Regions from separate parts of the Homo sapiens genome. Here all the other regions are linked to region 1. The links are chromatin loops, found by intact Hi-C in ENCODE. Cell type or tissue: heart right ventricle. All regions are shown on one strand. Each heading gives the region's core, and the rest is flanking DNA. Links, peaks and the distances in the headings are about the cores only.

Region 1 (7,938 bases), core at 1,182-6,181:
GGGAACGTTGGGTTCTGGTGCTTCCTCTTTTCCAAGTGGAGGGTGGTGCTGATGCTGTGGGCAGCTGAGTTGGGGTAGGCTCTCCCCATCCTACCAGCTCATCCTCCAGACTAGGCTAGAGTCAGCTCGCCTAGCTCCTGAAATACTTCTGCTTGCCAAGGCACCAGGAGCCCATAACACCTACTCTGTGAGCTTTCCTCACAGAGGGAAGGCTCTGTCTGAGGTTTAGTGAACAATGATTGCGAAAATACTTTGAAAATTGAGAGGGGCCATGCAAATGTAAATATTGTTAAAGTTGCCAACTCTTTAGGAAAGAGATGTGTGAAACGGGAAAAGAGAATACAAGGAAAAGACACTGGTGACAGATTCTATAAACTACTCTTAACTCCTGAAGAATCGCCTTTTTCATTCTATACACAGCTTCCCTCCCTTCATTTTGTCCCGCTTGTCTACAAATGTAACAAATGTGCGAGGTTCGGTGGCTCACGCCTGTAATCCCAGCACTCTGGGAAGCGGAGGCAGGCGGGATCACCTGAGGCCAGGAATTCGAGACCAGCCTGGCCAACATGGTGGAACCCCATCTCTACTAAAAATACAAAAAAAAAAAAAAATTAATTAATTAGGCTTACTCCAGCTACTCAAGAGTCTGAGGCACGAGAATCCCTTCAACCTGGGAGGCAGAGGTTGGAGTGAGCTGAGACCGTGCCACTGCACTCCAGCCTGGGCGATCAGTTTGAGAGTCGGTCTCAAAACAAAAAAGAACCTGAATTGTTTGGCCGGGTGCAATTACTGATGCCTGTAATCCTAACACTTCAGGAGACCGAGCCAGGCGGAACGCTTAGGTCCAGGAGTTCGAGACCAACATGGGCAGCACGGTGAAACCCCATCTCTACAAAAATTGCAAAAATTTACCGGGTGTGGTGGTGTGGCGCCTGTTGTCCCAGCTACTCAGATGCTGAGGTGAGAGGATCGCTTGAGCTTGGGAGGTCGAGGATGCAGTGAATCCAGATCGTGCCACTGCACTCCAGCCTGTGTAACAGAGAGAGACTGTATCTAAAAATAAAAAATAAAAAAAAAATTAAAAAGAATCTGAATTGTAGTTCAGACCCATAACCTACCACACACAAGAATCTCATCCTCTTCACTCCTGCCTAAGAGAGACAGATTTGTTCTTTACCAAATGCAAAGTTATCTGGTCTCTTTAATTTCTTCTCTCCCTCTTCTGGCAAACTGCCTAGGCGAAGACACTTTCCAGATCAAGCGGTGTCATGGGGCAGCAAATGACCTTAAGTCATTAAAACAGAGTTTTAGTGACTCTGCTGCTGTTTACTACACAACCTTGGGCAAATCCCATCTTGACTTCAGAGTATTTGAGTGGAATGTATGCGTAGTATTTGTAAACTAAAAACATTTACAATATAAGTGATAGATCATATTGCTGTTAGCAAAGCACAGGTTGCCTAGTAAAAGTATCCTGGTCAAGATCTTTGGTTTTCAAAAGAAGAGCATTTGTAGACAAAGGAGGAAGTCATGTTTATTTGTAGTAATTAAATGACAGGGGAACAAATCAAGACACCTACTTTCCTGAATGTTTATTCAAAACATGGTAGAATTAGTGGTTAGTGGCTAGCAGAGCCTCATATCTGCTCCTGTTCTCCGTTGGCTGTAATACAGTGTTTCTTTTTTTTTCTTTTTTTTTTTTTTTTTTTTGGAGACAGAGTCTCACTCTGTCACCCAGGCTGGAGTGCAGTGGCTCGATCTCGGATCACTGCAACCTCTGCCGCCCGGGTTCAAGCAATTCTCCTGCCTCAGCCTCCCAAGTAGCTGGGATTACAGACGCCTGCCACCACGCCCAGCTAATTTTTGTATTTTTTAGTAGAGACGGGGTTTCACCATGTTGGCCAGGCTGATCTTGAACTCCTGACCTTGTAATCCACCCACCTCAGCCTCCCAAAGTGCGGGGATTACAGGTGTGAGTCACCGCGCCAGGCCCTACATGTTTCGATTGACATAAGAAAATCCAGCCTTGCGCAGATAAGTAGTTGGAAAAAGAAGGGGTATTTCAACAGCTTTTCAGATATTTTTGTGGCCAATTAAAAAAAAAACAAATTACCAAAATGTTAGTTTTTGAAAGATTAGTAGTAATATGGAATCTGAAACCATATCAATGAACTTTTTGTACTCTGTTATATTAAAATCCATTTATTGTCTTACACTTTGAATAGATCTTTTAATTTACTATGTGTAGGGTAAAATAGTCATTCAGTGAGTTATGCAAATCATCACCATTTTGACACATTTCATTATACAATACAAAAAATATCAAATTTATTAATATCACCATCAGATTGATCAGAAAAGTCTTCAGATATGAACTTGTGAAGCTCACTGTGGTAGATACAAGTTTTCTAGATTTCCAAGTTTTGCTTGAAAGCTCACATTTTGTCATTAACACACATACTGTAGTTACTTGTTTTCCTTAAAGGGATAAGCTCACTTTATTTTTGAGAAAACATCAGCCAAATACTGAAGTCTGAAAAACCATAATTTCTCTGTCAGTCACTTTTTTAGTTTTTTTTTTTTAAAGTAAAATTGATGTTCCCCAAAAAGGGAGGAATCTTGTATATGTTGCAGAAGTGTTTTTCCTCAGAATAACTATCCTACTTCAGTATGCAGCAAAACTGTTCTGTGTGTACTCCCATTCTGTCACATTGAATAGTAAAAGGAAATAAATCCAAGCAAGGGTCAAGATTTGATAAAATCAATAACTTTTACCACTTGATCAAGGCCATTCCTAGGTGAAACTGGCTTTTTTTTTTTTAACTGCGTGTGTGTGATAGTGAAGAATACAATGACTGTTAGAAGAGTTTTGTGCCAGTACCTTGATTTGTGCTAAGCTACCAGCAGATTTAACCATCAGTTTTGCACTATTGGTGCAGGTATCAACCCAGGGAAAAAAGACAATATCTTGTTATTATTCTGAAAATAATTTGACTTCCAGGACCTCCTGAAAGGGTCTCAGTGATCCCCAGGAATCTGAGGACATTTTGAGGACCAGTGCTCTACATAACCTTCCTGCCCGGAAGATCAAACTGTAATTTCCTCTAAAACCTCTGAGAGAGTTAGCCTGAACGAGATCACAGAGAGAGAATTGGAAAAGCGCCAGGGAGACCAATGATTCCCGTCGACAAGGCACCTTCTAGGGAAAACTTTTATCCTCTTCTGCCCCCCAGTGGTCGACCACCAAGACCACGGCAGGACCTACCTATGTTAGGCTGGGAGGAAAATGGTTTTTTTGTTGTTGAGGTGGCAGTAGTGTTCTTTTACAGACACACTTCTTCATTCACTTCTAGATCTAAAGTGTATTTGATCCTTTAGCAACCAAAACCCGGGAGCATAAATTGTCATCACGAGAAAGGCTGAGAACAGGGTCTCTGCTTAACTCTGGGGTGTACCCCTGCTATCCTTGCGTCTCAGTGGCCCCAGGGCTTGGCTGTCTGTAGCTGTGAAAACTTTTGCTATCTTTCCATTAAGGAACAAATGATAATCACAGAGCTTTCCTGTTACTTTTCTATCCTCAAAGCAAGCTTTCTTTTAAAAGGGTTCTAATTCATCTACGATAATTAAAGGGAGGCCGACCTGGGATTACGAGGCTCTCCTCTGCACCTCGTTCTGTTTTCACTGAAATATCATAGAGAAAGATGAAATCCACACACAGATGTCCTAGCAATGGCCCCTTTCACACTTCATCATCCCTCTACATTGCAAACCTTTGTCAGTCTGTATCCCACAAACTGTAAGTGCTGTGAGGGCAGGAACTTTGTGGCTTCCCTCTTGTATTCTGAAGTGGCAGACCTGGATATTTGAGAGAAAGCTGAAAGCCAAGGTTACCAGAGGGGTCCATCTATCACCCATGGTGAGGAAGTGGAGGTCTGAGGGGGCAGGAAGACAAGGTCTGGCGTGGGAGGCAGAGGCAGAGGACAGCCCTTGATGTTTACTCTCTCCAGTTCCCTCTCCTTCCCCTCTTGCCAAGCTACCCCACGGTGAGATAAAAACCATGCCCATGGGGCAGAGGTGAGCAGTCTTCACATCAGCTCAGAGAAGATTAAGAGAGAGAAAAGGGAAGGAATGCCATGGGAGCTGGGATTGGGGGAAGGGGGAAGGGGGAAGGAAGTCACTTGCCTGGTCATCTCCAGGAGGCCATTCCTGCAAGGTTATTCGTGCATAAGAAACATGGTGCAACGTTTACCTATGTAACAAACCTGCACATGCTGCACATGTACCCCAGAACTGAAAAAAATAAACTAAAATAAAATAACCATTTTAAAAAAGAAATATGGTGCAAAGATGAATGTATGTTGGGGACTGCGTGTAACCAATAACGTAGGAGGGACAGAAACTCAGAATGCTTTGTGAGGCTGAGCTGAGGGAGGAGGGGTTCGATGATGACCAAGAAATGGAAAAGAGTGGGAACCGGGGTCCTTTGTCACAAGCCTCTAATCTCTCTTACCAAATGGGAATTCTTCACATTTACACTAATGTCAAAGACAAGAACAAGGTTTGGGGCAATCCAACTCCTCATTGTGCTCTTCAAGGCCCATGTCCATCCTGTCCCTATGTATTCTCCCACTTCACCATCTGGCTCCAGCCTACCTTGAAATGTTCTAGCAAACAACCTGCAGCTCTCTAAACGAGTCACATCATCTCTAGTCCCCAAAATGGTCATCCACTGACATCAAGACCTCTAACGACATGTGCCCCCGTTCTTCCTGGCCCATTCCCATCCAACCATCAGATCCCATCTTCAGTGTCTCTGGCTGCCTGAGACAGGGCCACCGCACCCCATACTTTACCCTCATCCCTCTACATTGCAAACTCTTGTCGGTCTGTATCCCCCAAACTGTAAGTGCTGTGAAGGCAGGAACTTTGTGGCTTCCCTCTTGTATTCTGAGCACCTAGCCTAGCGTCTGCACATCCAGATCAACACAGAAACCTTACAGTGTTCTAGGATCCAGCATTGACTGTGAACTCTTAGATCACTTGCATATACATTCTTCTCTAAGAAATTCTTCTTATGCTTCAAGTCATAGCTCAATGCTTCGCCCTCCTTGAAGACTTCCTTCTCTGGTCTACCCATCCCCACTAATACTTGGTCCTTCCTCTGTGGCCATAGCCCATCTTTTGAACTCATGGTATCATATATCTAACTCTGGCTTGCAAAATATTTGCTCCATTGTATGTGCATCTTCAGCACTGGAGTTAAAGCAATTTGAAGGTAAATGCCACTTTCAGGCCTAATCTTTCTTTATTTACATTGCATTGAAGTCACTATAAAATACGCATTTATTTTACAGGGATTTGGGGTAGGCAGGTTAGACATGTGTGATATAATATAAGGCATCACTTCTCACCTTGAAAACCAGCACAAGACAAGGATGCCCTCTCTCACCACTCCTATTCAATATAGTATTGGAAGTACTGGTCAGGGCAATCAGGCAAGAGAAAGAAATAAAGGGCATTCAAATAGGAGGAAAGGAAGTCAAACTATCCCTGTTTGTAGATGACATGATCCTATATCTAGGAAAGCCCAGTCTTAGCCCAAAGCTCCTTAAGCTGATAAACAACTTCAGCAAAGTCTCAGGACACAAAATCAGTGTGCAAAAATCACTAACATTCCTATACACCAACAAGAGTGAAATCAGGAATGCAATCCCATTCACAATTGCCACAAAAACTATAAAATACCAAGGTATACAGCTAACCAGGGAGGTGAAAAATTTCTACAAGATCTACAAAACTCTGCTCAAAGAAATCAGAGATGACACAAAAAAATGGAAAAACATTTCATGCTTATGGATAGGAAGAATCAATATCATTAAATGGCCATACTGCCTATGCAATTTATAGATTTAATGCTATTCCTATTAAACTACCATTGACATTCTGCACAGAATTAGAAAAAACTATTTAAAAATTCATATGGAACGAAAAAGGAGTCTGAATAGCCAAGGCATTCCAAAGCAAAAAGAACAAAGCTGGAGGCGTCATGTTACCTGACCTCAAACTATATTACAAGGCTACAATAACCAAAACAGCATGGTACTGGTACAAAAACAGACAAATACACCATGGAACAGAATAGGGAACCCAGAAATAAGCTTGCACATCTACAACTATCTGATCTTCCACAAACCTGACAAAAACAACCAACAGGGAAAAGATTTCCTATTTAATAAATGATGCCGGGATAACTGCCTAGCCATATGCAGAAAATTGAAACTGGACCCCTTCCTTACCCCATATACAAAAATTAACTCAAGATAGATTCAAGACTTAAATGTAAAACCAAAAACTATAAAAACCCTGGAAGAAACCTAGGCAATACCATTCTGGACACAGGAACAGGCAAAGATTTCGTGATGAAGACACCAAAAACAATTGCAACAAGAGCAAAAATTGACAAATGGAATCTAATTAAACTAAAAAGCTTCTGCACAGCAAAGGAAGCCATCAACACGTAAACAGACAACCTACAAAATGGGAGAAAATTTTTGCAAACTATGCATATGACAAAGGTCTAATATCCATCATCTATAAGGAGCTTAAATGAATTTATATACACACACAAAAACAAACAACCCCATTAAAAATGGGCAAAGGATATGAAGAGATACTTTTCAAAAGAAGATATACATGCTGCCAAAAAGTATATTTTAAAAAGCTCAACATCACTGATCATTAGAGAAATGCAAGTCAAAACCATCTTATACTAGTCAGAATAGCTATTAATGAAAAGTCAAAAAATAACAGATGCTGGAGAGGTTGCAGAGAAAAAGGAATGCTTATACACTGCTGGTGGGAGTGTAAATTAGTTCAATCATTGTGGAAGACAGTGTGGCAATTCCTCAAGGACCTAAAAACAGAAATACTATTCGACCCAGCAATCCCATTACTGGGTTTATACTCAAAGAAATATAAATTGTTCTATTATAAAGACACATACATATATATGTTTATTTCACCATTATTCACAAAAGTAAAAACATAGAATCAACCCAAATGCGACAGACTGGATAAAGAAAATGTGGTATATATGCACCATGCAATACTATACAGCCCTAAAAAATAATGAGATAATATAATTTACAGTAACATGGATGGAGCTGGAGGCCACTATTTTTAGCAGACTAACTCAGGAACAGAACACATGTTCTTACTTTATAAATGGGAGCTAAATGATGAGAACACATGGACACATAGAGGGAAACAACACACACTGGAGCCTATCAGAGGGTGAAGGGTGGGAGGACAGAGAGGATCAGGAAAAATAAATAATGGGTGAGGCTTAATACCTGGGTAATGAAATAATCTGTGCAACAAACCCCCATGACACAAGTTTACCTATATAAGAAATTGGCACATGTAACGCAAACTTAAAATAAAAGTTAAATTTTTAAAAAGATACAAAATGAGGGGGGGCAGTTCCAAGATGGCTGAATAGGAACAGCTCCAGTCTACAGCTCCCAGTGTGAGTGACGCAGAAGATGGGTGATTTCTGCATTTCCAACTGAGGTACCGGGTTCATCTCACTGGGGCTTGTCAGACAGTGGGTGCAGGACAGTGAGTGCAGCACATCGAGCATGAGCCGAAGCAGGGCGAGGCATCGCCTCACCTGGGAAGTGCAAAGCATCAGGGAATTCCCTTTCATAGCCAAGCAAAGCTGTGACAGATGGCACCTGGAAAATAGGGTCACTCCCACCCTAATACTGTGCTTTTCCAATGGTCTTAGCAAACAGCACACCAGGAGATTATATCCCGTGCCTGGCTCAGAGGGTCCCACGCCCACGGAGCCTCACTCATTGCTAGCATAGCAGTGTGAGATCAAACTGCAAGGTGGCAGTGAGGCTGGGGGAGGGGCGCCCGCCATTGCTGAGGCTT
Region 2 (7,938 bases), core at 1,465-6,464, 55 kb before region 1:
ATTTTAATCATGAGAATGGAAGCATATTTGCTCCACAGTGTGGCAAATGGATGTTGGTATTTAAGAGCAAGTTCTATGTATAGCACCGATGGGTGTGTGTACATGTTTGTATTGGAGGTGGGCTTGGCAGGAAATGTCCCAGTTCTTGTTGCACACAGTGATTCTTTGCATAATTTTACTATCCATTAAATTCCAGGGTGTGTGTGCTAGCATGTAGAGAAAATAGACTCGAACAAGTTAGTATGTCTTCACAGACTCAGGCTTAATTGAAAGTAGGTTAGGCCTAAGGAGAACCATGAAGTGAGAAAGTATTTAAATTAAAATGTGCAATATGAAAAGACTGTTCAAGCTTTTGATATGAATCACTGCAGATGCAATTCTGCTGTGACATTTTTAAGTAGAGAGAGGGTTGGTGTGGCAGACACTATTGGAACCTCTCCCAACAGCCATCCCCTCTTTTTTTTTTTTTTTTTTTTTTTTTTTTGGTTTTAGAAACCCCATATTGTTCAGGTAAAGGGTGCAATAAGCCCGGGAATGATGGGTTGCTTCCTCAGCCCTGGCAGATGCCCTAAGATTGGTGGAAGCCAATCATGATTAAGCCTTTCACCCTTATAGTGATACAGTCTCCTGTAACTTCAACCCTTCCCTCCCTGTTGGCCTCTTCCCCTCTGCCTCTAAATCCCCTCTGCCCAGTCTTACCCATAAAAATAAAAAACAAATTTCCCTACTTATTTGTTGCCTTAGTTTTATTTCTCTTACTTTCAAAAACTCTACTGGAAAGGAATTTATACTTCCTGCCTCCTTCTTTCCACTGCAAAAATAATCTTCCCAACCCCATCACTGAACTGCTCAGGGAAAGACCAACAGCAAAATCATATTACCAAACCCTATAGGTAGTTTTTGTTTTTATCTTACTGGGCCTTTTTGTTTCTGATCCTACTGACCACTCATTTCTAGAAATTCTCTACTCCCTTGACTTTTCCAGCCATTTTGTTGTAGTATCTCCTGTGAATTTCTCATGCTCTGCTTCCGATGTCTAAATGTATGGCATGACCATGGCCTACTGCTCTTCTCATGTCATGCTGTCCTGGAGTGTCTTGACTCCTCTGATGGCCCAGCTTCCCACCTATATTCTAATGACTCTCAAATATATCCCCAGGCCTGAGCCTTCACTTAAGTTTAGAACTAACATCCAGCTCCCTGCTGAACATCTCCCCGAGACAATACCTAAGTCTTCATCTAGCATAACTAGATTCAATACTCAGTATTTCTGAGTTTTCCATTTTAGTCCATGGCAACAATATTTGCCCTTTCTCGATTACCATTGGCCTATCTCAGGTCCTCACCAACTGTCACCTGCTAGCTTTTGTGGCAGAAATGATAGGTTCATTTCTTCAACCCTTATTTCCAACCTCCTTCTCCCTGGCCCCCATCACTATAGAAGTAAGATTATTACTTTCTCAGTCTCTCTTGCAGCCAAAGGTGGCCATTTGGTATAGTCCTGTTCTAACTTCCAGACATCTCATGAAAGTCTGGGGGTTTCTGGAAAGGTTTTGTGTTGGTGATTTAAGGGAATAGTTGTATCTTTCCCCATTCTTGCTACCTTAAACATGGAGGTGATGTTTTGAGCTTGGCCAGCCATCTTCTCACTGTGAGGTACAACAATGAGGACAAAAGCATGGCCAAGCAAAAACACAGAGGGGAGCTGAGTATCTAAGCCAGTCAGTACCTGCCTTCACCATATTCCTTGGCATGTGAGCAAACAGATCCCTATAAGCTGAGTCCACTGTTGCATGCAGCAGCACCCACTCCTCACGATTGAGCCTTTCCCCCAATTCTTTCTCTACATATGTCTAAAAATACATCTGACCACCACACGTTCCTTTCATGGATCTCCCTCACCTCTGGGGAAAGCTAAGGCTGTCCAGCAGGGAAAGCCCTTTGTAGCTTGGCTTCTGTCACCTTCTGCCCTTTCCCACATTATATCTTAGCAATGATGAGCTACTTCAAGGTCACCACCCACACAAGCGGCTGGACCCTGGTGGGCCTCTGCAAAGGCTGTTCCTTGCCTGTAACACCTTTCCCATCTTCTGATGATCTCTCATTCCTTTCAGTACTCAGTTCAGACATCACATCACATTGGCAGCCTCTCTCAGTTCCAGCTTCCACGGAGAACCTCTCCCCCAGCGCATGCACAACACCCGGGCACACCCCTGTCTGAGCTCCTCACTTATGTGGCTGAAATGGTCTGTTTATGTCTGTCCCCTCCACTGTCTTCAAGGGTAGTTTTCATGGAATGATACATTATTTACTTCTTTTTTCCTTATGCCTGCTTATCTACTCAGTTTCTCTATTTCAGACTGTTTTTACCATGAGCACAGGAAAAGAGAAGGGCCTTAGAAATGCCCTGAGACTTGATAGTCCCACATAGTCACTGGAATGTGAGCCACCCCTTGAGGATAGGACTGTATCTTCCTCATTCTCCATCTCATGGGTTTAGCACAGTGCCTATCTGTTACAGAAGGGCTGTTCAGTAAACCTTTGGTGATTCGAATTAGGGAAAAAGTCCTCTAAAGAAATCTTTCATAACTCCTGTACTTATTTCCTGAATAACCCACTCCCTGATTCTTCACATATTTGTTACATTTTGGATTGTTGCAGAAAAAGGGGGATTAGAACGTTCGGCTTTTTTGTTAGCAGAGAGACACCTTCCCTGCTAATTATGTTTGAAAATGTTATTGCTAATGGCTTTATTTTCCTCCAGAAAGAATAGTGCAGAAAGGCCAGTATTGCTGTCTCCCCTCTTGTAACTCCTACTGAAAGAACAGGCTGAATCACACAATTTAGCACTTAATAATATAACATGAATATCCATCTTCTTTACGAAGACTTCTCTTCCCACCCAGACTGTAGTTCCTCAAAGGTACTACTTTTCACTTCCTTTAAGACTCCAATAGCTACCGTATACAATGTTGAATAAATAAGGGCTGGTCAACTTCTAATGAGTTGGGTGACTGCCCAAGAGTGATGCCAGTATGTGCTGTCTCCATTGGGTAGTGGCCACCGCTGAGTTTCCAGAGGCTGTTGTCCTTGGCTTCTTCTGTGCTTCTTTCCTAGACATGCTTTGCTTCTTACGAAATGGTGTCACCTCATTTCTGTTGCATGTGACCTGCTGGCCACTGTCACCTCCTCTGGAAGTTGATGCATGAGTCAGAACAATGTGAATGAAGCCAATAATAATAATAGCAAGCCTTAATTGAACTTTTATAATGTAGTGTGCTCCGGTTAAGCACTGTGCATGCAATATGTGCAACATTTAATTCACCCAAGGAACATGCCCAGTTTGCAGATAAGGAAACTAAGCTGAGGGGGATTAAGTAACTTGATCAAGAACCAAGCCAGTGAGAATGGAAGGCAGAATTCAAACCCAGGAGGTCAGCCGAGCGTGGTGGCTCACTCCTATAAACCCAGCACTGGGGGAGGCCAATGCAGGAGGATTGCTTGAGCCTAGGAATTCAAGGCCAGCTTGGGCAACACAGTGAGAACCCATCTCTATACCACACAAAAAAAAGCAAAGCCACAAGGTTTGATTCTAGAACCCAGGCTCTTAACCGCTTAAAACTATAGAGCTGAGGTTCCGATCGACCAGTTACCTTACTTAGTAACATGGTCCTAGACTATACATCTAAATCTGCCAATCTGATGAAAGAGTTCTGTCTAGTATTCTCTATCATTTATAAAGCTGGAATTGTATTATCTGTATTGAACACCATCTCATAAATGCCAGAAAATTATAAATATCTAAAATTTTTATAGGAAACATGACCTCATATCCTTAAGGAGCTTGCAATCTAGATTTGGAGATAATAATAGCTATAATTTATTGAGTATTTGTTATGCAGTAGACACTATATTATGTGCAATCCTTACAACAACCTATAAGATAAGGAAAATGAGATTCTGAGAATTTAAGTGACTTGTTCAGGCTATAACAACTAGTACTAGCTGAAGTAGGATATGAATGGCCCCAAGGGGTCACTCACACATAAACATAGTTATGCTTCATTACTCTGGTACAGAAACCCGGTTCATTAGCCATTCAGAATGATTGTGATATCCAAAATGAATCAGAAATCCTCCAAGTATGAACATCAGAAATTACAACGATAACAAATAAATGAAGAGAAATGTGAAGACTACAAAATCACCCCAGTCTTTGATTCCATTGACATAGGCAGACCTCCAAAAAGTAGAATGTTCATATCAGACACAAAGATTAATAGATAAAGATACTCCAGGAGTTGCATAGGATACATTTCCACTGCCAAAGTAAGGTGGAAAAAGAGTCCCCTCCTCTGTGCTGATGCCATGGTTTTACTGCCAAGAAGCCTAAGCAAACATCAGAAACAGCTGTGGTTCTCAACCATAGCTGCAGATCAGAATCTCCTGGAGAAGTTTTTAAACTCTCAAAGCCCAGACAATACCCCAGACCAATTAATTCAGAATTCCAGGGGTGAGACTCAGACATCAGTAGATTTTAAAGTTCCCCAGGTGATTCAAAGTGTAGTCAAGGTTGGGATCAACTGTTCTCTAGACACCTTATAAATGGGTTTTTCTTTGGTACTGATTGGTTGAACCTACTTTCAATATTTTTTCAAGATAAAATGGTCTTTATAGTTTATGTGGCAAAGCAGTGACATTTAAACAAGTTCCTTAAGAGTCAGAATGATTCAGTACTTTTGTAGGGGGAAAAATATGATCTCACCAACTCTGTGGCCCACATCTGTGAGGAAGTAGAATGATCCCTGGCTTGGCCCTACTTCTAGGGAAGTAGAAGGAAAAAGCAAGGCTCCTAAGTTTTCCCAATAATGTGTCGACTCTGCTATTGTACATCTGTGACCTACGGTGCTTCCTGTGAGCCACACTAAATATTGCTATATCAGGCACCAGGCAGAGAATTTGGCCAGGAATTAACCACAACCCAGCCCTTAACATTGGTTTCCTGGACACACCTGATAGTTGAGACACAGCCTAAGGGACATACCATTTCTCTATATTCCTTCTCTGTATTAAGTGAAATCATGAGAAAATAATTTACTTGGATTGTGTTATTTTACCACTCCCAAAAATTCCTTGACTGAGTCAGGATTTAATTTTATAGTTTCAACTTTTTCTTTTAGGAGATGGGGTCTCGCTATGTCGTCCAGGCTGTTCTGAACTCCTGGGCTCAAGTAGATCTCCTACCTCAGCCTCCTGAGTAGTGCTTTCAACTTTTATAGACGGTCTTTATGAGAAAAATCAACTTGATATACATTTCAGTACATTCTTGTAAAGCTATACTCAAAGACATTGTCTACTATTTCAATAAATTTTCTCATATAAGGTTTGCAAGAAAAATGCCTCCTAAAATATGGGACCAGGACTAAGTGGATTTGCAGTCAGACTGGGTGCTGCTTTAATTAGACTTTGAGTCACTGTATAAAGCCATGTAGGTCACTTGGTGCCAGCCACAAAACCTGAGTTTAATCCAGCACGGATTTCATTTTAGAAAAGTATTTTGATATTAGTTCTTCAACTTTATTGTGCTGAACACCAAATGCATCAGCCTTCCCACAAACCCAGTCTTCCTCCCGCCTTCCAGTGCAGCCCAGTGTACCACTATTTCCCCTGACAGCCAAGCTAGAATTAGCCATTTGACTTCCCACTTTCCATCTCGTTGACATCCAGTTACTTGACATCCACAAATCATACATTCACAGAGATCAAGATTTTGTCTATTTTACTCCCCAATATATGTCCAGCCCCTAGCACAATACCTGACTCCCGGTAAATGTTCAATAAACATTTGCGGAAGAAATGAAGTTCATAGATTTACTTCCTGCAGAGTGTCTTGCCTGCTTCTCACTCTCACTGCCAAAATACAAGCAGGTCTCACCACCCTTGCTCTCATGATATGACACTCACTGGTCCACTGCATTCCAACCCATCCCTGCTTCAGTCCACACACTCCAGACTCTCCGAGGTCAGCTGCTGCTCATTAAGCCTTCTAAAATTCCTGAATATGCCCCTTCCTTGCTTAAAGGCACCCTTTGACCTAGAATTCAAGATAAGTGTTTGATATTATTCTTATGTCTGTTTCCAATAATCACTACTTGGAAAGAAAAATGGGAGCAAAGACCAGATTATGGCAGCTATGAAGGAAGAACTGGGAGAGGGTCAGGATGGGGACAAATCCCCTCTATACCTTTCAGGTCATGGGAATGAAAGGAGGTCATGTACATGAAAGCAAGTTAAAACAGCAGAGCACGATGAATAGGGACGTTCTACTTGTTAGTAATCGATGTCCATGAAGATAACCCCCAGTCATTCAAAAAAAATGTGAAGTATTTCAGCCTGTCAGATAAACAGCTGTCTCATTATAGAAAGACTGCTGTTATAGGTTTAGGTTCATAATCTCCCTAGATTAGAACAATCTTTACATTTGTAGAGGAGTTCGTGGTTTACAATGCAGGACTCACAGGCATTATGTCATGTAACTCATTCTAACACTCTTAAGAGATAGGCATTAATATCTTTGTGGGGCAGTACCTTATATAATTTCCACGGTGGAATTTTGATTGTGAACATATTCTTTACTTCTGTGTTATCTTTACCTAAAACCTTGGACTTTGGTTGTGAAGTTAGGTGCCTTGGTCTCTCCACCACAGCTGTCTCTTCTCTTCAGCACCATCCATTGCTCTAAGTACTTCTGGAGTAATCATTCACTGTGCACTATAAGTAGTAGTATTAGTAGTAATAGTAGTAGTAGTAGTAGTGGTGGTAACATATAACATTTATCAAATGTTTCATGGCCCAGGCATGCATCCATTATTTCATTTAATCCTGCTAGCAACTCCTTGGGGAGAATAGTATTATCCCACTTTATATTTATGAGCTCAGAGAAAGAAACTGGGCTGGATCACACAGCTGCTAAGTAGTGAGACTGAGATTTGAACCTGAATAGGCTGACTCAAAACCTGAGTACTTGACATCATTATGCCATATGCTCTAGAACCTTAGGAACATCTCCACCTTTCTAAATTGTCATTTAAAGGTTTCATTTGCAAAAAATTAGCTGAGCATGTTGGTACATGACTGTAGTCCCAGCTACTTGGGAGGTGGAGAAGGGAGGATCGCTTGAGCCCAGGAGTTTTAGGCTACAGTGAGCTTTGATTGCACCACTGCATTCCAGCCTGGGCCACAGAGTGAGAGCTTGTCTCAACAAAAGAAAAAAAACAAGTGTTATTTGTCTCCCCTTGCCATTTCTTTAATTTTTATTCAGTATATTGAATAAACAGGTACCTTTATCAGTTGACTCGGAAAGAATCCTGAGCATTAGGTATCCTTGGGCATCATTATGGATTTGGCCTAAATGTGTTTCTTACATTTTCTCCCTTATTTCACAGACTCATAGCTTTTTAGTACTGGAAGGAGCCTGAGAAATCCTGTAATCTAATCTCCACATTTTTGTGTGACAAAACTCTGACTCAGTAAGATTCAGTCACTCGTTCAAGCGTCACAGCACCAATAGGAAGAAAACCAGATATCTGGTGTCACAGGCTAGTGGTCAGTGAGCCAGAGTTCCAGCCCTTTCTGTTGCACTTTAAGCCAGGAATGAACAGAGGAGAGGAGAGAAGAACACCTACTGTCAGATCAGCACAAAGCACTTGTGATGCATTCTTTCTGAGCTCTCTGGCTATTATCTTTTCAAACATAAAGTATATAGGAAGGGCTTAATAGATCCTTGTTCAGTTGACTTAGATGTGGGAGCATTAACTTAAGAGCTGGGATTGAAAAGACCTTTTAGCTCCTACTTGAAGCATCTGGTGGCCACAGTAAACAGAATAACAGGTAGATTCATAAAAGCAGAAAGCCAGCTTCTCACTGTTCTTTTCTGGC
Region 3 (7,938 bases), core at 1,436-6,435, 350 kb before region 1:
TTAACTTCCTTACAGGGAAGACAAGATGCTCTCCATGGCGTTGATTTAGTGCTTTTTTCAGGGCTGTTGCTACAGAATCTCGCCCGGCACAGCAACCTTGTGAGGTGTGTGTTATTCTCCTCATTTGACCCTTGAGGGAATTCAGGTGCAGAGAGGTGAAAACACTTGTTTGAGATTACACAACTGTGACTTGAAGACAGGCCTTTTTCTTAAACAACTTTATTGAAGTATGATTGACATACAATAGACTGCATGCACATATTTAAAATACAAAATTTGATCTTTGATCAGTTTGACAGTATAAACCCATGAGACCAGTACCACAATCAAGATAATGAACATATCCTTTATCCCATCCATTTCCTCATGCCCCTTTGGAATCCCCCAGTCTCCACCCCCACACTGCCATCCCCAGGCAACCGTTGATCTGCTGTCACTATAGTTTTCATTTTATACAAATTTTACATAAATGGAAACATATAGTGTATATGCTTTTTTGTCTAGCGTTATTGGCATAATTATCATGAGATTCATTCCTGTTGTTTTGTGTATTATTCCATTTTATTGTTAGGGAATGTGTCTTTAGATGGGTATGCCACTATTCATTCTTTTGATGATGGACATTTAGATTATTTCTACTTTGGGGCTATAATGAATAAAGCTTCTATAAACACTGACGTGAAAATATTTGCAGCAGACCTAAGTTTTCATTTCTTTGGGGTAAAAATCTAAAAATGGAATGTCTGCATTATTTGATCAGTATATGTTTAGATTTTTCACAAACAGCTAAACTGTCTTCCCGAAATGGTCATACCAGCATGTATGAGAATTTCATACGTGGATACTCCACATCCTTGCCAATACTTGGTATGGTTAGTCTTTTCCATTTTGGACACTGTAATAGGTAGTAACATCTCATTGTGATTTTAATTTGCATTTCCATAATGACTAATGATGTTGAACATATTTTCATGTGCCTATTAGTCATTCAAATATCTTCTTTAGTGAAGTGTCTGTTCAGATCTTTTGCCCACTTACAAAAATTGGGTTGTTCGTTGGCATATTATTGAGTTTTGTGAATTCCTTATATATTCATATATAAATATTTTATCGGATATGTGATTTTTCAAATATTTCTTCTCATTCTGTAGATTTCCTTTTCATTCTTTTAATAATGTCTTTTGAGGATGGACGTTTCAAATTTTAATGATGTCCAATTTACCAAAAAATTTTTTTAGATCATGTTTTTAGTTCTGTATCTAACAAGTCTTTGTAACCCAAGGTCATAGGGATTTTCTCCTATATGCTCTTCTAAAGGTTTTGTAGTTTTGGTTTTGCTTTTAGGTCTATGATTTATTCTGATTAATTTTTTATATGATGTGAGATGTGTATTGGAGTTTTTAAAATTTATTTACTTTTTTTGCAAACGGATATCTATTTTTTTCAGCACCCCTTATTGAAAAGACTATCCTTTCTCCCCTGAATTTCCTTTGCACCGTTGTTAACTGTCAATTGACCAGATATATGTAACTCCATTATTATAATCTCTATTCTGTTCCATTGATCTATTTGTTTATTTTTATGCCGATACCATACTGATTACTATAGCATTATAATAAGTAGTTTTGAAATCAGGTAGATAAGCCCTCCAAATTTGCTGTTCTTTTTCAAAGTTGTTTTGACTATTTTTGGTCCTTTGCATTTCTGTACAAATCTTGTCAATTTCTATTTAAAAATTTCTGAGATTTTACTTAGAATCGCACTGACTCTACAGATTGTAAGGCTCACCTCATTTTTTTTACCATCTCTCAAGTGTCACAGAACTGTTTCCTATTTTCCATGTTTTGAAAAACATTCTTTCATTTTTTTTACCCCTAGTTTTGTGGTTGTTTCAGGTAGGAATTTTAAATCCCATTCCTGTTATTCCATCTTGGCTGGAAATAGCAGACTAACCAAGGCCTTTAGACCCCAGATACCTGTGCTCTTTCCATAAGAAGCCTCACGTGGGAAAAGAAGGGTCGAGTCTCACCTTTAAACAAAGAAAAAGATTTTATAAAAAGTTAAGTGACACCAGCCTTCAACAAATGCTTAAAACACTGATCCCTAACCCCTAATAACACTGGGTTACTACACACCAATTTAAAAATTCTCAAGTTTTGATTCTCATAGATCAAATCTTACTTTTGTTCAATTCTTTATTGTGTAAAGCCACAAAAAATGTGATCTCATGGCAAATTTACTCATTTGGAGAAGATGGACGGGGTGCTGTTTCCTCTGTAATTCTGATAGTTCCCAAGTGATTTCGTAATACATGAATCAGAGGACGTGGCTATGTCCTCTGTATTTAGACAGAGGAATTCATTTTTCTGATAAATCCCATCGTGTCCCCAAACAGAAAGTGGAATCAAAGACTATGGGATATTGGTGGTTGTAAGCAGAAACCCTAATGATCTACCATATATGCTTAGCTTGACTTCATTAACTTTTTGAAAATGAACCTGCTGGGAAGACAAATCTAATGTCATCCATTAAATAAGAAAAATAAAAATTAAATCATAAAAGTGAATGTGGCTGGCGTGAAAGCAAACAAAATGAAAAATGTTTTATTACACTTCCTTATTTCAAAGCAGCCTTTTAATTAAGATTTCCTCCAACAGCAAAACTAATTTGATAAGTTTATACAGCCAGCACATTTCAATTTACACTTTCAGAAAGTGACTCTTTTTCATTTATAAGGAATTTATGTACAATCTCCAGGAAGGAAATAAGGATAAAGGCAAAGGGGCACACCTCCAAGTGGGATGTGAAGATTCTTCCTGTGCAGGTGGAATAGAGTGAACAGTAACATTTTCCATTTCTTAGACTATATTTTATCCTGTCTGTTTTTCTCATTCCTAGCTATTAGGCTGATGCAAATGTAATTGTGGTTTTTGCATTGTTGAAATTTGACATTTGGTATTGGAATACATTCTTAAATGTGGTTATGTTATACATCATTTTAATGTGCATTTCTTGCTTTATGTTTTTTTCCTAATGACTAATTACTGTTTGAGAAATATTGTTGGAGGCATCAGGCTAGCTCTGGATTTTATCCCTCCTTGGAGTTGTTGATGGCAGTAGGGTTCTGAATACCATTAGCATTTTCAGTTGCCAGTTTCCATGAAAATGGGGCAGCATGAGTTTTATAACTGCTCAAAATATCAATTCAAGCTTTATCTTGATAGCCAGTGATCACTAGAACATATAGTACTGACCCAGCTTCTCGGATCTCTTAGAAGTGACTTAATTACACAATTGAACAGCTGCTAGAATCAGCCAAAGACACAGGGGGAAAAAACAGTTAAAGGAGAAACAAGACAAGATTAATTTCTGGTCTAACTCATTAAGACCTCCTGCTGTCATCTTTTGCCAAACTACTGAGCCTTCAATTTTTTAGAAAATGATCACATACCTCCAGCTACTCTTATTAGTTCTCTTGATTTTGCAGAAATCACAACAACCCCAGAAGTCATTAAAAGCACCCAGAGCATATAATTTGTTCAAAATGGGAAAAGCCTTCCCAAAGAGACAGGACTGGTCCACAGGGCTTTTGCCCTTCTCTCTGATGGTGTTCCCAAATACCTCTTGCACTCTTTCCATTCTTCCCTCCTCCTTCTCCTACTTGCTCTTCTCTCCTCTTTCCATCTTTCTCCCTATCCTTGTCCCCCTCTGGCTGCCATGTTGAGGCTAAAGATGGTGTATCAGGGACATAGATCTACAGCTACTTTCAATGTTCTTATTGAGCAATCTGTATCCATTATCTCACTTAATCCTTACAATAACCTTGAGACAAGGTATTTCTCCCCCTTATACAGGTATAGGAATTGAAGCTTAGTGAGGCTATGTAATTTACCTAAGGTCATTGTACTGGTTATTAAGCCATTTTCTTTCCGTTTCAAACCTGCCCTTTTGTACTCTGCTTTGTGATGCCGAGGTGGGGATTCTGCAAACCACATTTCTGTATGGTCAGCTGGCTGGTGTTTTGTTGGCATGCCAGAAGGACAGTGAGGCTGGATGAGGGAGAGGAGACTTGCTCCCTCCTATTTGCCTCCTGTTTCTGCCTGCATCATCTCAATAATGGTTTTTCACCTCAGCAACAGCCGTTTTCTTTCTTTTTAAACTTTTATGTTTGAGGGTACATGTGCAGGTTTGTTATATAGGTAAACTCATGTTAGAGGGCTTGTTGTACAGATTATTTCATTATCCAGGTACTAAACCTAGTATGCAATAGTTCCTTTATCTGCTCTTCTCCATCCTCCCACCTTCTACCCTCAAGGAAGCCCCAGTATCTGTTGTTCTCTTCTTTGTGTCCATGAGTACTCATCATTTAGCTCCCACTTATAAGGGAGAACATGTGGTATTTGGTTTTGTATTACTGCATTAGTTTCCTAAGGAAATTAATCCATCCATGTTCCTGCAAAAGATGTGATCTCATTATTTTTTAAGGCGGCATAGTATTCCATTGTGTATATGTACTACATTTTCTTTATCCAATCAGCAATCATTTTCTACCCTCCTGGAATGAACTCCTCAGAAATACCAGCACCAGTCCACTGGCACCTACTCCCCAGAAATCCAGGTCCCAATTATGAAGGGTTTCTACTCCAAGCCTCTAGGTTCTAATAACTTCATCCTCTTCTCTTTCCCCTTGCCTTTGTTGGAAACAAGTGCTCGGCACCACAAAGAAGAACCAGCACTCAGAGTTTCTCAGCAAGGCAACTTTACTTCTGCAGAAGGGTGCTGCTTACATCCATCACAATTGCAAGAGCACACCGAACAAAGGAGAGAAGGGATTTGTATCCCTAAAGCAGTTCCTGTTTCTGTGTCCTTCCCCCTATTGGCTGGGGCTGGACCGCACAATGTAAGCTGATCATGATTGGCTAAGACTTGAACTTTTCCAAACAGGGTAAATGCACAATTTGCAGGAAAAGGAGGAAAAAAAAGGAGGCAAGAGAAGAAGAGGGTAGGGATTTACAACCTTGTAAATTATGACCAGGAAGTTGAGTCTTTGAAGAAGAACTTAGTTATTCCAACACCCTAGGGGCAGTAGCTGCTTCCTGAAGTTATGATCTCTTTGGTGGCCCATGGTCCCCTTTTTGTCTCCAATACCAATTTAACCAATTCCCTCTATGAAGGTCTTTTCTGTGAAATTACTGGCTTGATTTCTGTTTTTCTGACTAATAACACACAGGAGAAGTAGGATTAAAAAATGAATATGTCTGACTCCAAATCCAGGCCCTAAATTCCTACTCTTCCCCCAATTTGCAGCCTGGCACTCAAACAACACTTTAAATCAAGTATAATTAGGAACTCAAAGTTATGTTCTTTGCGTGCATTCCTTGGGGAAAGCCTTAAGCATTGTCATATTGGTGATAAACATTCTATCCACTGTCAAATGGCTTTGAAAGACCTGACATGACAGAAGTAGCATCAGCCAAGTAAGATGGAACTCTGATTAACATATTCCTAGAAAGATCACAGAGGGTGCATGCAGGCCTGGAGCAGCAGGTGGGTGCAGAGCCAGCGTGGCTATAGGCTGTGAGGCAGCAGAAAAACAATCATGTTTGCTGTGTGGAGAGTAGATTGGAAAAGAGGAAGAAGTGGGAGTCTGCATGGAAAACTGTTGCAGAATCCCAGGATGCTTCCAAACCAGTCCCTGGGGGCCAACCAGAGCACAGACTGACCAGGTACCTGGGTGGAGACCTTAGCTGGGAGAAGGGGCACCTGGAAGGAAATTACAGAGGAAATCAACATGGAACAGAAGCCCCAGGACAGCAGGAGAGGCCTCACCTGCCGAGAGGTGCCCCTGGCGGCCAGGCTGCTGCTGGCCATGGCCCTCATGGATGAGTGGTTCTACCTCTGCCCTGACCACTTCTTCATTGCCTCTTGATGGTCCATGGCAGATGCCAGGCACTGTCCCTGTGGCCACTTCAGGATAGGACAGAGTCAAAAACCGCTCACTTGGGCTGCCCTGTGAGGAGCTGATAACAGAAGTGAGGCAGCTGAGCTGTGTCGGGGAAGGAGCTGTGAAGAGGATGAGCCTGGGCTCACTTCTGGTCACTGTCGTGGTGTTATTCCACTTAACACAGTGTCCTCCAGCTCCACCCGTGCTGCCACGAATAACAGAACTTTTCTTTGTAATTGATAAAGAGTACCCCATTGCATCTATGTACCACATTTTCTTATCCATTCATCTGTTGATGGACACTGTGATTGATTGTATATCTTGGCTATTGTGAATAGTGGTGCAGTAGGCATAGAGTTCAGTTTGTGGGAAGCAGCCTGCCACCCAGTGTTAGGAGCCTTGTCCGCTCTATGTTTCTATCTTTGAACTCAATAATCTCAGGTCTGGGACTTTATCCTAATAAAATAATCCAAAGGCAGGAAAAAAGCCAAATGCAAAAAGGAACGCTATAGTGATCAAAAATGAGAAACAATAACTTTAGGGGACTAGTTTATCAAATTAGGGTCCAACCACTTGACAGAATATTCTGCAGCCATTGCGTAGTTAGGAACCCATGTGGTAACATGAAGAAAACCTTATGATGATAAGTGAATACAACAAGATACAAAATTGTATGCTATACTATTTTCAACTGCAAAATTCTACATTTATGTAGAAAAATACAGAAATGATAGAAATTGTGCTAGGGTGAAAGGGAAATGATGGACAATTTTTTTTCCTGTTTTTAAAACTCTATGATGGTATTATACTGATTCTTTAAAAATTATTTCCAATTGACACATAATAATTATACAGATTTAGGGGATACATACTGATGTTTCAATACATACTATGTGTAGTGATCAGATGAGGACATATCCATCATCTCAAACATTTATTGCTTCTTTCTCTTGGGAACATTCAGTTCTGTCTCTGCTAGCTATTTGAAAGTATATAGCCAGAGTTTTTCCTGTTTTTAAAACTCTATGATGGTATTATACTGATTCTTTAAAAATTATTTTCAATTGACACATAATAATTATACATATTTAGGGGGTACATACTGATGTTTCGATACATACAATGTGTAGTGATCAGATGAGGACATATCCATCATCTCAAACATTTATTGCTTCTTTCTCTTGGGAACATTCAGTTCCGTCTCTACTAGCTATTTGAAAGTATATAGCCAGATCATGCCTGTAATCCCAGCACTTTGGGGGGCCGAGGTGGGTGGATCATGAGGTCAGGAGTTCAAGACCAGCCTGGCCAAGATGCTGAAACCCTGTCTCTACTAAAAATACAAAAATTAGCTGGATGTGGTGGCACGCACCTGTAAGCCCAGCCACTTGGGAAGGTGAGGCAGGAGAATCGCTTGAATCCAGGTGGCAGAGGTTGCAGTGAGCTGAGAGTGCACCATGGCACTGCAGCCTGGGCAACAGAGCAAGACTCTGTCTCAAAAATAAAAATAAAAAAAAATAAGGTATATAATACATTGTTAACTCTAGTCATCCTGTGGTGCTATAAAACACTAGAATTTGTTCCTCCTATCTAGCTGTAATTTTGTGTCCTTTAACAAATGTCTCCCTATCCTGCCTTTCCCCTACCCCTCCCAGCCTCTAGTAACCTCTGTTCTGCTTTTCATATCTGAGTAAACTTTTTAAAATTTCTACATATGAGTAAGAACATGAGGTGTTTAACTTTCCGTGCCTGGCTTATTTCACTTAACATAATGTCCTCCAGTTCCATCCGTATTGCTGTGAATGACAGGATTTCATTCTTTTTAATGGCCGAATGGTATTCCATTTTGTATATATACCACATTCTCTTTTATCCATTTGTCTGTTGATGAATACTTGGGTTGATTCCATGTCTTGGCTATTGTGAACAGCACTGCAATAAACATGGGGCGCACATTTTTAAAAATCACAAAATTGACATATTTGCAAGTCAAA
Region 4 (7,938 bases), core at 1,818-6,817, 120 kb before region 1:
GAGGGGGCTAGTCTTATACAGCTCAATAAAATGACTTGCCTAGAACTTAACCTCCCCTAATGGAGAAAAATCGAGGGGAGACTTCGGCGTAAAGTAGACAAGTGACTTTGTAGAATCAAATGAAATGCAGACTGCTGAGTGAAGCTGCTGACCTGAATTCACGATCGTCTCAGGCTCTGCTCCCAGTTCCAGACCAGCACGGCTGATTGTCCGTCCAGCAACATCTGTCCAGTACACCATCCTCTCCCGGCAGTCGTAATCAATTCCCACGATTATGGAGCCCTTTGTGCATCAAATCATAGAATTAGAAGAATTAGGTTACATTTCCCCTTTGTTCACACTCAGCTGCCTTGCTCATGCACAGCTGCAGTGAGCAACACTGCACTGTGATCCTGCAGGCAACAGAGCAGAGTAGCTGGACATGTGGGCACTCGGGTGAAATCTAGGCTCAGCCACTTAGTAGCCATGTGGCTTTGGGCATTTAACCTCTATGCGTTTGTCTCATTTGCAAAATGAGGCCAATAGTGTACCTGCCTCATATGGTTGCTATAAAAATTAATACTATAAGTGCTTGTAAAGTGTCCTAATCAGTAATTGGCATACAGTAAGCCCTTCAATAGGTGCTATTATGACTGATGATTTAAAAAAAAAAAAAAATCAGCCCCTTCAGTAATTAGAGGACATGGCCTTAAGCAAAATAAGTTTTTAATATTTTACTGGGTAAAAACTGAATCTTTTCCCAATGTCATCAGCACTTTTCCCAGAGCCTTAATAAAATTTGCCACTATATGCCAACAAAATCTACTCTCCCCTCCTCTGTGAATGAGATCTTTCCTCTACCTGAAGTACAATCACCTATACTCCTGCCCCTGACTCTTAGGAGGCAAGATGTTGGTTATATCCTGTACTAAAGAAAGTGTAGTCAGGCACAGTGACTCACGCCTGTAATCCCTGTCCGTTGGGAGGCCAAAGCAGGAGGATTGCTTGAGCCCAGGAGTTCGAGACTGAGCAACATAGTGAGACCCCGTCTAAAAAACAAAAAATAAATGAACTGGGCATGGTGGCACGCACCTGTAGTCCCAGCTACTCAGGAGACCGAGTTGGGAGGATCGCTTGAGCCCAGGAAGTCAAGGCTGCACCAAGCCGAGATGGTGCCACTGCACTGCAGCCTGGGCAACACAGAGCTACACCCTGTCTCAAAAGAAGGAAAAAATCTAATTTATTGGGTTAAGGAACTAGGGAGTAGTGGTTATCCAACCTCTGGCTAGTGAGGTCTCTCCTCCTCATTGCTAAATAAATGACAAGTCTTTTAAAAAAATAATAAAAATAAAAAAAATGCTGAGTCTGATATTTTTCCTCAACTCCATGCAGAACTTGCTTCATTCAGTTTCCAATCCAGGCTCCTGCTCTGAGAAGCCCAGCAGATGTGCAAAGCCAACATTCAGGGGTTAGCTGGCTGTCCCTGAGGTCATACAAGTTCCTGCCTTGCCTAACAGCCTCCTGGGGCTTGGCTTCACTTACGCCCCCTGGGAGCGTAGTCAGCCAAGAAAGATTGTACAAAACGGGATTTGGCTTCAGTGGAAAAACAGGCAGCTTATATGGGGGGCGGGCCTAAGGTCAACTACACTTTTATTTGAAAATTGAAAAGTCGTTTGTCCCAGGCAAGAGTACACATTCAAATGAGCTTCCATTAACCCGGGAATCATGGGATTCATAAACCCATGTCATAACCTCAGGTTAGAGAAAAAGTCCCAGTTTAAGTAAATTTCCTTAAAATGTGCAAATAACCCACGTCCCATTTCTTTCAGTTCCACTACCACTACCATCACCACCCTGTCCTGGTCAGGGGCATGTTCAGAAAGGCAATCAAGCTCTATGACTTGAATAAAAGAGGGTTAGCTTAAAGTGATGTCAACTTCTTAGTCTCTACCTCTTCCAGAGAAAGTTTTACAAAACAATGTGAGAGTTTTCTTGGGGGAGGGGACAGGACCCAACAAACTCGAATCTTAAAAAGAACACATCTCTTCCTAAACACTGGCTGCCTCTAAGCTTTTCTGGAACCAAATAAGTGTCGTTCATTAACAGAAGTAAATGTAAACTTGAATGCCGTACTATTCTTTCTCAGGGATGAGCAAGTGCCTGGAGTGTGAAGTTCAACAATGGAATCAGATGATTTTCCACTGTGTCGATGCCATTCGAGACAGCCACCCTTTTTTTTCCTCCATTTTTGAGAAAACCCGCTCCCCAAAATGGGGTGCCTTGCATTAGGGAGGCTGCTGGCTCAGGAAGCATCAAACATCCCCTGGGGAAGGCTCCATCCACTCCTCTCCCAGCATCACACACTCCTCAAGTTTTCATCTATGGAGTCAGGGAAGGTTAGGAAAGAAGTGGGTCAAAGGGACAGAACCAAAGTGAAAGGGAAGGGCTGCAACGGTGAGACAGTCATTAACTGACTTCCACTTGGAGTCCCCAACAAACCGCAGAGATCACACCTTGTGACTAGTTGTCCTGTCACTTTGATTTCCAGGATTTCCATGGAGATGTTATGACATACAACCCTGGGGACTTAGGGTAAGAGTCGGTCCATTTTCCCTTGGATCACCATACAGCCTCCATGTGCTGACAACTCTAAAGTTCCCTTTCCATATTATCTGAAACTCCATGAACGAACCAGAGAGCACAGCCTTGGTCAGTGACAGGTGACTCCCAGCAAGAGAGAGCCCTGGTCCTATGGTGGTGGCATCGGGCCCATGCCGATGGGCTGCAGCTCAGAAACCCTCCAGGACTTCCCTGCACCAGTCCACCTCACTGCAACAGGGCCTGTGAGGTGGCTCCCACTGGGAAAGCCACGCAGCCCTGCCCCCTACAGGAGAAATCCACTTTACATGCAGAGACAGCAGGGTCTTAGCTGCATCCTTCTGAAGCCTGGTGCCATTGAGGGGTAAGTAGCCAATCTGCTGGCCCTGAGTATAGAGCAGGAAGGTGCCCACAGATGGAGGGGTCACATCTGGCCGGGGCGTGGGCCGGACCATGGGTGGAGCGACGGTGGGTATACCTGTGGGAGAGAGGGTGGGAGAGCAGGAAGGGGAACAAGGGCAGGCAGGGAGATGGGAAGAAAAGTTACTTTACCACATACCAGAGCCTCCAAAAATATCAAAAGTTCTTCGCCCTACGCAGATGTGCTCCAGATGTTCTTCAAAAGAAATTCTAATTTCTAGGGTTTTTTTAAGGATCAATTATGTAAATCTGCCATTTACTAGGGAAGAAGACAGCAAAACACTTCCCTCAGAACAAAGCAGAACAGATTTTTTTTTCAAGAGAAAAAAAAAACAGAGCCAGCATTGTGTCAGCTTCCTTTTAGGACTCCAGAGTGACACGTGTCCCCTGTCACCCTGGGCTGGGGAGGGGGAGTAACTGCCTGCTGAACCGAGTTGCAGATGTTCCAATTATGGAAGCTGCTAATGACAAAAACCAGACACCAAACGCAAATTGGGATCTTGTGTGGACCAGATTATAAATCAACATAGCACATAGTGACTTCTTTCATTAGACCTGGTGACCCCACATGTCCCCCCACTTCACCACAGCAGGCACCATCCCTAGCAAAGGCCTTAGATACAGCTGAGGGGAGCGGGGGCGGCCAGGTGCTTACACGCAGGGGTGGTGCCTGGCTGGGAGCGGGTGCCCTGCACCTCTCTGCCATCTTTGTCCACACACCAGCAGAAGTCGCTCTTTCCGTGGCACTGCAGGGGGATGAAGTGGCCCAGGTCATCGCACTGGGGCACGTACTGGTCATCCCGGGGGGTGCCACCGTAGTGCTCCAGCAGGTTTTCCCTCCAGCGCTCACAGATGGTCGGGGGCCTCTGGGTGGGCTCTGAGCAGATGGGGAAGAGGGAAGAAGAAAAACCTTTGATTGTGAGTCAAGGACAGAATGCAAAATGTAGCTCAAGACCCCATGCCTGGCCTCCTGGCCTTCCTTCTCCTACTGTCCAGGTCTCAGCCAAGCCCGTGGACACCAAACTTGGGAAGCAAATGTGTTCTAAGTACTTCTCCACCATGGGAATCAGAAATAGATCATGTGATGCTTCTTTCTTGCCAGGAGGGTCTGTCATCAAGGCCCAGCCACATCAAGAAAGAACAAGAGGAGGTAAGATCAGCAGTGCAGCTCACTCAGCCTGGGAAGGGGCATGATCTCCTTCTGGCCAGGAGAGGCCCACAAGGCCCATCCTGCCTGTACCTCGGGCGCCTCTGCTGACAGAGCACTTGTGCAGGTGATCCTTGGGGACTCAGTAGCCGAGGTGATGCTTAAAGCCAATTTGTATTCATTCCCCACTTGCTTCAAGCTTCAAGCTCGAAGCTGCTGAGGAGAGGGCCATCTTGCGACTGGCCAGTGTGTGTCTTAGAAAGTATTACTGAAAGCCCAGCGCCACGGTGCCCTCTGTCTACCCACTGGAAAACTACATGGAGTAAAGGTAAAACTGAGTGGAATTAGTAGTAAAGCATAGCAGAGGTGGTGGCAAACAGCTTAAAAATGGTTCTTCCACAGCCCAGTTTCCAGAATTGCTTTAGCCACCCTGCGCCTGGGATTATCTCAAAGCTGAATCTTTTCCTGCAGGCTCTAGCTTCCTGCCGTGTTGCCCTTTCCCCCCCTTTCTCCAGCATCCTCTCCTCTTGTCCCCTCCCTCACAGCTCACTCCATGGTTGAAGTCCTGCTGGCTTTGGTTGCAAAGCAGTTTCCTCCCAGGCTGCTTCCACAGTGCCATTGAGGCTTTGTCCAAAATACAGGTTGTTCTGAGAAGACTCTGCTGCAGAAGGTTATTGAGATAACTTGTTCATTTATGTTAGGACTACCCAAAGGAACTTAAACAAGAGGAGGTGCTTCTCCTTCCTTTTTAATTCCTGCAACTTAAAGCACATGGTCTGCAGAATCACATAGCCAATAACCCTACTTGCTACCACCATTTAGATGTATAATAGAAATCAGAAACTAATAGAAACTGAGCCCCTGCCTTCACCATCAAACCAGCTGCTCCCCTGGTCTTTCCCATATGAGTAAATGGCACCTCCATTTTTCCACTGCTCAGACCTAATTATCCTTGACCCTCCTTTCTCTCACCATCCACATTTGATATGTCAAAAACTCTTTTTAGGGGTAACTTCAGAATCCACTTAGAATATCTTTACTTCTCACTACTGCACCCCCTCACCCTGGTCAAAAAGCCTCATCCTCTCCCTGCAATTTCTGCAACAGCCTTCCCACTGGTTTTCCTGCTTCCACCCTTCTATGCCCTCACTCTCTCCAAAACCAGTGTAAATTCAATTAGCAGCAGCCAGAATGGCCCATTTTAAACATAAAGGCATTTCATGTCACTCCGTTCAAAACCCTCCAGTGACTCTAAAGAACAAAGCTGGGAGCATTATGATCAGGTTCCAGCACCTACAATTCCTCTTGGAACACAAAAGACTGCGAATGAAGTTGTCAGAGCTCAAACCCAACTAGCTCTAGCTCAACTGCACGACTCACCAGAATTGGGGGAAGCGAATGCCGTTAAGTTGTCACTGTAGCTCATGACCCATGGGAGACAAAGCTCTTTTTAAGACCCCGTGGAGAAGGTAAGACTCTGACTTCTTCAGCCAAATGTGTCTCAAGGAACACAGAGAGGGAAATGCTACTTCCTCAAACACTGCAGGATTTCCTGGAGAAGTTCCCAATTCCACCCCTGCTCCACATTCAGAACTCCAAGGATCCATTTTTGCTTTAAGGGACCACCCTGTGCTATGTGTCTGCATTCCAAACAAAGAGACATGCCTAACTCCTGGGAAATGGGTGTCCCAAATCACTCATACATGGGCATCCCTTTCATTCGTTACTATTTGCTACTTTTCAACCCAACCATGAATTTCTTTCTCTTGTGCTTCTGGTTGGCAAGGGTTTAAGTATTTTGAAATTGTGGGCACAGAGCGTCCTTACCCTCCCTCAAGCTGACCCCATCAAACATGAGACCAGTCAGAGATAGCAGTTGGGGCCAAACCAGCGCCGAGAGAGTGTGGGCAGGAAAAAGTCCGCACAAGAGAACACGACCCTATTTTCGTCATTCACTTCTCAGTCTCTTGGTTCCCCCCCCTTTAAAATCTTGGTTCCCCCTTTAAAATCATTGTCCTTAACACATGCCTGTCTTAATAAATTTAATCGAATTCTGAACCATTCCCCAAAGGCACCTCCCAACCATTTGATTTCTTCAAATCCCAGATGGAGTTAGAACCAAGACATTTTCAAAGAGAAGGCATGAGGGAAATAGAATTTCTCTGTACCTTTTTTGGACCTTTAAAATCTTTTCCTAAAAATAGAAACAAAGAGCGACTATGGATCAAACCATTACCAATTTTTACCTATCTGAGAACCGCCAAGACCTGACCTTTTTTTAAAAAAACAAAAAAAACAGAGTCTCACTCTGTTGCCAGGCTGGAGGGCAGTGGCATGATCTTGGCCTACTGCAACCTCTGCCTCCTGGGTTCAAGTGATTCTCCTGCCTCAGCCTCCCGAGGAGCTGGGACTACAGGTGCGTGCCACCACGCCCAGCTAATTTTTGTATTTTTAGTAGAGACGGGGTTTCACTATGTTGGCCAGGATGGTCTCAATCTCTTGACCTCGTGATCCACCCGCCTCGGCCTCCCAAAGTGCTGGGATTACAGGCATGAGCCACCATACCCGGGCAACAGTTAACACCATTAAAAGGGAAAAAAACTATTGGTAATTCTCCAGTTCTTCTTACTTTCACACATTAAAAGCCAAGACTAGTATTTATGGAACCCTTCTCAATAGTAAAAATGGATCTTTGGATAGCAAGCTGTGTCGGAATCATTTTGGCTAAAACGGTATCAAGCCAATCCTATGCTCTTCATTAAATAAAGTTCTTCTGTAATGATTAAAGAAACAAGTTTTACCTATCCCTGAATAATTCAACAAGGAACAGAAAGTTGCCTTATCTGCCTGCTGTTGGAATCGACTGTGAGCACTTGATCACCATGCCCCACCCAGCTGGGGAATGCTCTAGATGGTAGCAGGCATGTTCTCAGGTTGTATGGGCTAACAGAAACCAGATGTCTGTGCCTCCTCTGAGATGTTGGGCTGGGTTACAGAGGGCTGGGATTGTCAGTTTAGAGAAAACTAACTGGCTCCACTAGCAGGTGTTATTTTTCTAATTTTTCCTATTGATACTAACAGAGCGTTCATACTGTTTCCTGCCATTCAGAAGGCAGAGGTAAGTGAGATAGTTACATAGGAAAGCAGTTTTCCTTCTGGTCAAAACGCCAGTCTGGCCAGATCTTCTAACTGTCAGATCTCCCTAAGCTGCTCTATAACAGGTCTAGGGTAGTGTTCTCAGTCTGACCTACATACACAATCTCAACTTTCAGTTTGTACTGGACAAGGGTCTAAGAGGCAAATGTGTAACAGATCATATGTGTCATGTATTGCATATCTCTATGTCCTTATGACACAAACATGCATATTTGTACGCACTATTATTCAAGTCTTCTCAGGAGGAAAGAGGCTATGAAGGATGGTGACTGGCCCCGTGCCTGCGTGGTCTGGGCAGGAATTATGATCTACCTACCACCAGTGCCATTCTGCTTCTTGAGCCCCAGGCCTAAGCTCACCTGGTGATGGTCCACAGTGAGGCGGGGTGGAGCCAGGTGGAGTCTGGGTACCAGGAACTTCATGACCATCAGGGTCCACGCACCAGCAGAAACCAGTGCTGCCATGACACTGTAGGGGCAGGAAGTTGCCCTGCTCGTCGCATTGGGGGATGTGGAACCGGGCCCCAGGGTAGGCATACTGGGCCTGGGCATGGCGCTGCTGTTGTTCACAGGGTGTCAGGCTTGAGGTGGAGTCTTCCAGGATCAAGGCAGAGGAAGACACAAAAGAGAAATAGAAGG

The links. A loop is a pair of places that touch in the nucleus more often than their neighbours do. Peaks named below come from ENCODE experiments on the same cell type or tissue, not always from the same donor. Only the 100,000 strongest peaks of a DNase experiment are listed, where the experiment ranks them.
Region 2: it touches region 1 in a loop (2.3-fold over the local background); 32 of 110 quality-filtered maps call a loop at or near these places.
Region 3: a loop joins it to region 1, with 15 times the contacts of the local background. A loop is called at or near these places in 18 of 110 quality-filtered maps.
Region 4: it touches region 1 in a loop (4-fold over the local background); 14 of 110 quality-filtered maps call a loop at or near these places.

What each region holds. Positions count from the first base shown.
Region 1 is chr14:52,128,669-52,136,606 of GRCh38, forward strand. No RefSeq gene overlaps it. Among named protein-coding and RNA genes, the nearest start is that of LINC02319, 7.1 kb to the left of the region's middle. In heart right ventricle, for the core only: a CTCF peak has its summit at 3,235 (motif pointing left); a DNase peak (open chromatin) is centred at 3,203; H3K27ac peaks cover 579 bases.
Region 2 is chr14:52,073,421-52,081,358 of GRCh38, forward strand. LOC105378180 (a long non-coding RNA gene) reads left to right here. Exons shown (of 2, transcript XR_943864.4): 2 at 1-727. Among named protein-coding and RNA genes, the nearest start is that of NID2, 8.3 kb to the left of the region's middle. RefSeq lists an enhancer at 7,207-7,796. In heart right ventricle, for the core only: no CTCF peak of the experiment used is centred there; no DNase peak of the experiment used is centred there; H3K27ac peaks cover 1,715 bases.
Region 3 is chr14:51,781,670-51,789,607 of GRCh38, forward strand. The region is part of intron 1 of LOC101927598 (a long non-coding RNA gene); the gene reads left to right. Among named protein-coding and RNA genes, the nearest start is that of GNG2, 75 kb to the right of the region's middle. In heart right ventricle, for the core only: no CTCF peak of the experiment used is centred there; no DNase peak of the experiment used is centred there; H3K27me3 peaks cover 501 bases.
Region 4 is chr14:52,011,402-52,019,339 of GRCh38, forward strand. NID2 (nidogen 2) reads right to left here. Exons shown (of 22, transcript NM_007361.4): 14 at 7,660-7,893; 15 at 3,653-3,874; 16 at 2,886-3,055; 17 at 153-282. Among named protein-coding and RNA genes, the nearest start is that of RTRAF, 26 kb to the left of the region's middle. RefSeq lists an enhancer at 2,363-3,315. In heart right ventricle, for the core only: CTCF peaks have their summits at 2,849 (motif pointing left) and 4,437; DNase peaks (open chromatin) are centred at 3,411 and 4,391; H3K4me3 peaks cover 955 bases; H3K27ac peaks cover 4,300 bases.